2 separate regions of the Homo sapiens genome follow, and region 1 is linked to region 2. A link is an interaction called in ENCODE POLR2A ChIA-PET data of the cell type or tissue named here. Cell type or tissue: GM12878. All regions are shown on one strand. Each heading gives the region's core, and the rest is flanking DNA. Links, peaks and the distances in the headings are about the cores only.

Region 1 (4,396 bases), core at 74-4,073, 72 kb before region 2:
AGGAGGCAGAGGTTGCAGTGAGCAGAGATCGCACCACTGCACTCCAGCCTGGCGACAGAGTGAGAATCCGTCTCAAAAAAAAAAACAAAAAAAAAAAAACCCAAACCGAGTGTGTCTGTATTTCTGTTTGCCCAGGGGTAGTACTTACCATTAGGAAGGCGATTTACCATTTAGGAGATCCTATGTTTGCACTTCAGTTTTATACAAATGTTAGTTTAACTTCTCTTAAGCCTTGATTGGACTGATCTCATACAGAAGTGTTGCCTGATGTTACTGGCTCAAGATGCTGGACTTGTGGTTTCAGGTTTTTTTCTTTTTTTTTTTTTTAGACTAAGTCTTGCTCTATTGCCCAGGCTGGAGTGCAGTGGTGCAATCTCACCTCACTGCAACCTCCGCCTCCTGGGTTCAAGGGAGTCTCCTGCCTCAGCCTCCTGAGTAGCTGGGATTACAGGCACCCGCCATCACACCTGGCTAATTTTTGTATTTTTAGTAGAGACAAGGTTTCACCATGTTGTTCAGGCTGGTCTCGAACTCCTGACCTCAAGTGATCCACCTGCCTTGGCCTTCCAAAGTGCTGGGATTATAGGCGTCACCGTGCCTGGCCGATTTCAGGTATATTCTTGATCTGGATAGAGATTGGGAGTGACAGCTGTTGCCATTAGAAAATTATTTTTAAATTCTGTATTGATTTCTACTGTCTGGTTCTCAAAAGAATTGAGACAGACAGAAAGTGGAAGTTGCAGTCGCCTTCTCAGGAAAAGCCTAGTAATCAATCTGTTTTGCTTTATGCAAGAAACAATAATGCAGTGACTCAGTCCTTGGGAAGGAGCAAGCAATTGGGGTCTTGTCTTTAAGCTCGTTTTTTCTTGATCATTAATTTGTCTAGAAAAATACTTGAAAGATGGTTTTGCAGGAGTTACCTTCCAGGTCAGGAACTGGTAAACCAAAGCCCATGGGTGCCTGCACTCTGCTTCTGGTGACCTGCAAGCTAAGAGTGTCTTTTCACATCTTAAAATTGTTGCAAAATGGCTAAGCATGGTGGCTCATGTCTGTAATCCCAGCACTTTGGGAGGCTGAGGCAGGAGGATTGCTTGAGCCCAGGAGTTCAATACCAGCCTGGGTAACATAGTGAGACTCTGTCTCTACAAAAAAAATTTTAAAATTAGCTGGGCGTGGTGGCACACACCTGCAGTCCCAGCTACTTGGGAGGCAGAGGTGAGAGGATCACTTGAGCCTTGGAGTTGAGGCTGCAGTGAGCTGCGATTGTGCTGCTGTACTCCAGCCTGGGCAATAGAGCAAGAGCCTGTCTTAAGAAAAGAAAAGAAACCAAAAGAAGAACAATTACTTTGTGACATGCAAAAATTATATGCAATTCAAATTGCAGTGTTCATAAAGAAAGTTTGATTGGAAAACAGCCATGCTCCTTCATTTTTCTAAACAGCAGTGTGGAGACTATGTAGACCCACATAGCCTAAAATATTGACTCTCTGGCCCTTTTCGGAGGAAGTTCGCAGACCTCTGTCCGGATCCCATTCGTATCTGCTTGACCTTGAGGATCTCATGGTCTGGAGTAGCAGTGAAGCAAACATATTATTAAAACACTGCTCTGCGAAAGCATTCATGTTTGTTTCTTAAGGGGGTTTTGTTTGTGTGTTGTCTTTCAGCAGAGGGAAGGGGCCTCTTACAGGCAGGGACACTCCTCCCTTGTGTGTACACAGTGGTGGTCCTTTGCTGGAGGATGGTGACATTGAGCAACAGTGGACTGTGCACTCCAGGCTGCGCGCCCTGTTGCTGTGTGCTTCTGTGGGTCTTGTGAGAGGCTCTGTCAGCATTTGCCTGATGCTGTGCTCACAAGGGCCCTCTACAGACCTTCCTGAAGTACATTCACTAATCAGGCTGCCTGCGGTCACTCGCTGCGGACTGCGTGGTGCCCAGGCCGCCGTGCTGATTTGATGAGGATCTGGCTCTCCCTCCCTCCTTCCCCGTGGCATCTGTGCATAGAGCGCCTGCATCTGGAAATACAGTCCAGCTCTTCCAATATATTTTGTCTTTTTCATTCAAAAAGAGCCCTCATCTCATGGGATGCATTTCTTTTTTTTTCTCTCTTTTAATTCCTCCCTTAGCTGACAACAGAACGAAAAAGAAAGTGGCTCACCGGGAACGAAAGCAAGATTTTTCTGCCTTTAAGCAGACAGACAGTGAGATGAAGGTTAAAATATCACCACAGCTCCTCCTGGCCATGCACCGTTTCCTAGCAACAGGCAAGTGCAGCTTATCACAGTTTGAGATCTCTACCAACCCTGAAGCGTGTTTCTCACCCACCACTGACTGGGGTGGGTTGGGGGTGGACACTGGGAAATGGGGTGATAAGTAATGCCACTTTTGTGTTTTGTTTTTTTTGTTTTTTTGTTTTGTTTTGTTTTTTTCTTTTTAAATTCTCTCCTCTCCTATGTTCAGTGTCGGCATGAACCCTCTGAGACATTTACCAGGGGTGGACCAGTAACTTAAAATTGGTCTGAAAGGTAAGGATGAATGTTAGTGCCACACTGCATGTGTACAGTAGGCCAGGCCATCTCCTTCCAGCTAGGTCCGTGGGAGAGCCAGCTGGCGGAGCAGGCTGATGGTGCCAGCCTGGCACCAGCTTGTTTGATGGACAATTGAGTCCAATCTCTCTTCAGCTTGTCCTGGAAGCACAGTTGGACATCAGTGGTAACACAGGGGCTGTGATTTGCAAAGAAGAAAACTAGGTTTTCACAATTAAATCTTTATCTTTTATGATTTTAATGAAATCAAATTCTAAGAACTTTGATATGGATTTCTTGATGGCCTCCTCAGATCAGATTAACTCGAGTCCATTTCAGGAGGCAAGTGTTCATGTTGTTTAAACCACCAACCCAGCCGGCACTGACTGCTCCAGAGAGGTCAAGGTTGAATGGACTTAAGATACTGACCAACCCTTCTCCCATCCCCAGATGCTCTCCAGGGTTGAGCTCTGGTGGCCAGGGGAAGTGTGAGAAAGTCTAAAGCATCCAGTGGCTTTAGAAGACATCGGTGTCCCTGATAGGCAGCCAGTGCCTTTCATCTGCATGCAGTAAACTTAAACCATGTTTAAAAGAAGGCTAGCCGCAACCACATGGTGGAATGCTGTTTAACTCTTTAAGGTCGTGTTCTCAGACACATGGAAATGCTCACAATATTATATTTATCACATCAGAAAATATAGCTTAATACAAAGTGGGGAGAAACAGAATCTAAAACTATGTGTACATTAAGATTAGAGTTGTGTTTTTGTGTGTACACACATGTATACATGAGCACACGTGCCTGGGCATGGCACTGGAAAGAAATGCTCACTTGATTGCTCAGAATGGTAATCTGAGTGGTTGGCTTATAGATAAGTTTTTCTTTCTTCTTTCTTTTTCTGTATTTTCTAAAATTCCTGTAATTACTATCTTATTACAAAAAAGTCACAAGTTAATACAGAACTTACAGCTTTCATAAATACATAATTAGAAAATAAAAGAACAGACGATGTCTTTCACTTATTATTCTTTTTCTAATTTTGATAATACTGTTCCTCATTTAAGTACCACAAATTAAAACTAAACATCTAGGCCGGGCATGGTGGCTCATTGCCTGTAATCTCAGCTCTTGGCGGGGCCAAGGCAGGCTGATTGCTTGAGACCAGTCTGGCCAACATGATGAAACTCTATCTCCACTAAAAATACAAAAATTAGCCAGGCATGGTGGTGGGTGCCTGTAATCCCAGTTACTCGGGAGGCTGAGGCAGAAGAATCACTTGAACCCGGGAGGTGGCGGTTGCAGTGAGCCGAGATTGCGTCACTGCACTCCAGCCTGGGTGACAGAGTGAGACTCCTTCTCAAAAAAAAAAAAAATTTAAATTAAAAAAAAAGAAAACTAAAACTAAATCTCCTACTCTGCTTCTGAGATATCATAGAGTCCAGTTGTAGGATAGCACCCTTCAGTCAGTAATTTTTGTTTTTGTTATTTAAAATAAAATTGCTGTCTTTGTAAATACTTTTGAACATTACTTTTTTTTTTTAAATTAGCATGTTGATGTGTGCACATGCCCTGCTCTTATTTCCAGTCTCGACCCTCTTTGTTCCCCACATTCCTTGGGGTAGTTGAGTGGGAGAGGGAGACGTGGGGCACCTGTGTGTGTGCGCTGGCACTAACCGCACCTGATGCTCCTGACCTTGGCTTCTTCCTTTGGCTGTTGGTCGACAGTCAGGCTGTTATGGCTTGTTGAGGGGCATCCCCCGCACTCAAGGAGCCCGCTTGCCGTTGATTTTCGTTTCTGTCAGTGAAATTAGTGTACTTTTATGAGGACTGAAGTCAATGATGGGTTGAAAAGGAAAGAAGTAAAAGGAACAAA
Region 2 (4,396 bases), core at 80-4,079:
TATTAACAACTCATCCCCCCACTTTCTACCATTATGTTGCTCTAGTCTTCCTTGGGGTTAAGACTTCTGGAAATTTAATAATTCTACATGTATAATTTTTGTGTTAACTTCATGAAATTTACCACATTTACTCTTTCGTGCAACTGCAAACATTAACTATTTCTTCCTTTCTTATTGTTTCAAAAAGGCAAGTAACTCTCCTTGCATCTATTAGAAGCATAATGACACCTCTGTCATAAAGAATTTTTTTTTTTTTAATTTAAAGAAGGACCTGTTGTCCAAAATCTATTTCCTTCAGCACACTGGTAAACATGCTCATGGAAACATGCTCTGTTGCCAAAATACCCTGTCATTCAGCTGCTCAAAAAAGAGCTTTAACTTTCTATTAAGTTCATGATCATTTGCAATACTTAAACACACAGAAAAGAGCATTAAATATTCCACTGCCATCTACCAAGCAAGCCAGGTTTTTCCATAATATATAGAAGTGTAAATAAGGTCAATATTGGTATTTTTCTCCTTATTCCTCAGATTTTTTCCCTTTCAGCTCAAGTTTCAGTATATTAATACCTTGGTATCACCAGTCAGACAAAGAGTGCACTAGTCACTGCACTAGTCATTTCATGTACACTACTGCAATTAAACCTTACACCAAAAGTTTATCCCTGCCACACCGCCCCTCCCCCCACCTTTTAAAAAAATTAAATGAAGAAACTGAGACATAGGTTAAGTAACAATGCTGGTGGTCAAGAGCTAGTACAAGGCAGAGCTGGGATCCAACCCAGGTCTACCACACCATGAGGTTTTTTTCCACCAACCACATAACCTCTAGAGTAAGGATAAAAGTAAGACTAGGTCTAAAGTTGGAATGTATGGGACTTATATTTAATATTAATATATAATTTAATAATTAAATTTAATGTAATTATATTTAATATAATTAATATATTTAATATAATTTAACAGAAAAAGGATTATTCTCCCTTTTTTTAAAAAATAACTTTTTGTTTTCCATGAGGCATTTTATTTGTAAATATGTATTACATCTCTAGAAAAAGAATCCTACGATTTTCCCTCCTGTGCATTTTCGTCTTGCTTCTTCACGGTCTATGATGTCAGCTGAGATAGTTAGTACAATGAAACCAAACTGGCAGGATGGAAGCAGATTACTCTACCATTTTTCTAGATCTTTGAGTTGCACATCAAATCTGGGACTCATCCCTCCACACCTGTTTAGCCTGCCTGTGAGGTTCACTACAATTTTCCCAGCTCTGTGATCATCAATGATTTCAAATTCGCCAATGGAACCATGCTTCATTGTCACAGTTAAAAAAAAAAAAAAAGACAATGACTTTGGAGCACAGCCTAGTAAGAACCTGGCGTTTGCCTGTCTTTTCGACATTGCTGATGCTCTTGAGGGCATCAGCCAAGTCGTTCATGTGCACCATTGTGGTGGCGTGGAAAGATGATGGAAAGAAAAAAAAATCACTTCTTACACTCAGATTACTCTCACTTAACAGCTGCTGGCTAGCATTCTGCTTCTTGAAGAAACCACATTTTGCAGATTAGCAGTCTGTCAGATGCTGATCTGTAACCACGAGGAGATAATGTTAAGGACTTTATGTCACTCATTTACTCGGAAAAGAATTTCTCATTTGAAGCCTCAGAACTAGATTTCTGGATTTAGTATTATAAAACTAAGTAACAATACTAATGGAAATCACTAGTCTGTTTATGCCTATTTGCCATTTGAAAAAAAACAAGCACTGAACAGCCTGAAATTTACCAATTCTGTTTTCTATTTTCACTCCATTGTCCACTGTTGGTAACAACAAATTCAGCAATATAACACTTTTAGCAGTTGTCTATGCAAATAAAACCAAAGAAACCAAATTCAGAAATAGTATAGATTAGTCCCTTCATTTTGTGGAGAGTGCATAGTTTGATTAAAAACAACTTTCTTGCTCTGTCCCAGGTCCAAAGACCTAATCTTAGATTGGCTTTCAAGATCTTTTTAAGCTTGTTTTGTCCTGGGGTTAGCCTGACTCATCTGTGTAGGTCACTTAACCATAAAAAGGCTAAAAAAGACTGTGTGCTCAGATAAGGACCACAAATGAAAAACCTGGGGTATAGAAAGTATATACATGAGGGCAACTTAATAAATTAGGAAACTAGAGCACCCGACAGGTCTAATTAAGGGAGAAAGAGGCCTCGAAAAAAGGGAAAAGAAAAACACATACCCGCAGAGGAAGTCAAAATGCAAAGGGCCAAATCCTGATACATATCATGTGCAAAGAACGTCGCTAAAGTAATTTGGGGTGAAAGAGGAATTGTAAATAGGCTTGGCAGGTATTTTTTATATAAAACATAGTTGGCCGGATGCAGTGGCTCACATCTGTAATCCCAGCACTTTGGGAGGCCAAGGTGGGCAGATCACAAGGTCAGGAGTTCGAGACCAGCCTCGTCAATATGGTGAAACCCTATCTCTACAAAAAATACAAAAATTAACAGGGCGCGGTGGTGCATGCCTGTAGTCCCAGCTACTCAGGAGGCTGAGGCAGAAGAATCGCTTGAACCTGGAAGGCGGAGGTTGCAGTGAGCAGAGATCATGCCACTGCACTGCAGCCTGGGTGACAGAGCGAGACTCCGTCTAAAAAACTAAAAAACAAACAAAAAAACATAGTCCACTCTTGGCCAGTGGTAAAGCTAACACATATGATTCAGTACTATCTAGATTCTAAACATGACTTTCATATATAAACTCATCTGTACTCGACAGACAAACTACAGCTGACTTGAATAATGCGGGTTTGAACTGCACAGGTCCACTTATATGCGGATTTTTTATTTTTATTTTTTTGGAGACAAGGTCTTGATGTATCACCCAGGAGGGAGTGCAGTGGCATGACCACAGCTCACTGAAACCTCAAACTCCTGGGCTCAAGTGATCCTCCCATCTCAGTCTCCCAAGTAGCTGGAACTACACATACCATCATGTCTGGGTAATTTCTGAGAAGTTTTTATAGAGACAGGGTCTCATTAGGTTCCCCAGGCTGGTCTCAAACTCCTGGCTTCAAGCAATCCACCTGCCTCAGCCAGTGGGGAGAGTTGAGGTTTTCGATTGCATGGGAGCCAGTGCCTTTAGCTGCTGTATTATTCAAGGGTTAACTGTAGTTAAAGCATAATTAATGTACATAATCTCATTAGATAAATAAAGTGTTAATCTACAACAATACAGACATAAGGAGCTAAATACAAATACTGGCATTCTATGGGTAGTAGATTCAGGATTAATACTGATTTAGGTTCAAGACAACCAGGCAAAATTACTTTTGTCAATAAACAAGATTTTTGCATATTTTGTTCTGTTCTATATACAAATGTTAGTCTTACATAGAAATCCTGCAAATAAACCGATACACAGCTGGCTTCAATTATGGGGATAATTGGTGATAAAGGAATCTTCTCTGAAAAATATTTGTGGCATTAGGCTGGCATTTAGATGAGATGAAGATAATGAAGCTCCCATCAGAATGGATTATGTTACTGAACACTATGTGACACACTTCATTGGGGAAATAAATGATTACCAAATGATTACCAAACTGTAAGCAAAATAAGAAACATTTTAATACAAGAAAGGCCATCAATTTCTCTTTTAACAAACTACTCTCAACTCTCAACAAACTCCCAACAACCAACTCTCCCACAGTACCCAGTAACACCTTTAGCAAAATCCGTATCATTAACTTTTGAAAAATTAGAAGTTTAGAGAGACGGGGTTTCACTGTGTTGGCCAGGATGGTCTCGATCTCCTGACCTTGTGATCCGCCCGCCTCGGCCTCCCAAGGTGCTGGGATTACAGGCGTGAGCCACCGCGCCCGGCCTACACCTGGCTAATTTTTATATTTTTTGGTAGAGATGGGGTTTTGCCAGGCTGGTCTGGAACTCCTGACCTCAGGTTATCCTCCCGCCTCAGCCTCCCAAAGTGCTGGGATTACAGGAGTGAACCACTGTACCCATACCCACCCCCTGCAAAAACAAACAAACAAAAACTGTATTTAAAATGATCCGGTCTCTCCCTCTCCCTCTCCCTCTCCCTCTCCCTCTCCCTCTCCCTCTGTCTCCCTCTCCCCACGGTCTCCCTCTCATGCGGAGCCGAAGCTGGACTGTACTGCTGCCATCTCGGCTCACTGCAACCTCCCTGCCTGATTCTCCTGCCTCAGCCTGCCGAGTGCCTGCCATTGCAGGCACGCGCCGCCACGCCTGACTGGTTTTGGTGGAGACGGGGTTTCGCTGTGTTGGCCGGGCCGGTCTCCAGCCCCTAACCGCGAGTGATCCCGCCAACCTCGGCCTCCCGAGGTGCCGGGATTGCAGACGGAGTCTCCTTCACTCA

The links. Peaks named below come from ENCODE experiments on the same cell type or tissue, not always from the same donor. Only the 100,000 strongest peaks of a DNase experiment are listed, where the experiment ranks them.
Region 1: POLR2A ChIA-PET joins it to region 2 with 6 read pairs; 3 of 35 experiments call an interaction of 5 or more read pairs at or near these places.

Annotation. Positions count from the first base shown.
Region 1 is chr10:103,052,206-103,056,601 of GRCh38, forward strand. It overlaps CNNM2 (cyclin and CBS domain divalent metal cation transport mediator 2), which reads left to right. Exons shown (of 8, transcript NM_017649.5): 3 at 2,124-2,261. Among named protein-coding and RNA genes, the nearest start is that of CNNM2, 140 kb to the left of the region's middle. In GM12878, for the core only: a CTCF peak has its summit at 1,863; DNase peaks (open chromatin) are centred at 1,866 and 2,166; H3K4me3 peaks cover 497 bases.
Region 2 is chr10:103,123,969-103,128,364 of GRCh38, forward strand. All of the region lies in intron 4 of NT5C2 (5'-nucleotidase, cytosolic II), which reads right to left. It also overlaps the pseudogene RPS15AP29. Among named protein-coding and RNA genes, the nearest start is that of NT5C2, 67 kb to the right of the region's middle. In GM12878, for the core only: no CTCF peak of the experiment used is centred there; DNase peaks (open chromatin) are centred at 1,553 and 2,103; H3K4me3 peaks cover 407 bases; H3K27ac peaks cover 1,643 bases.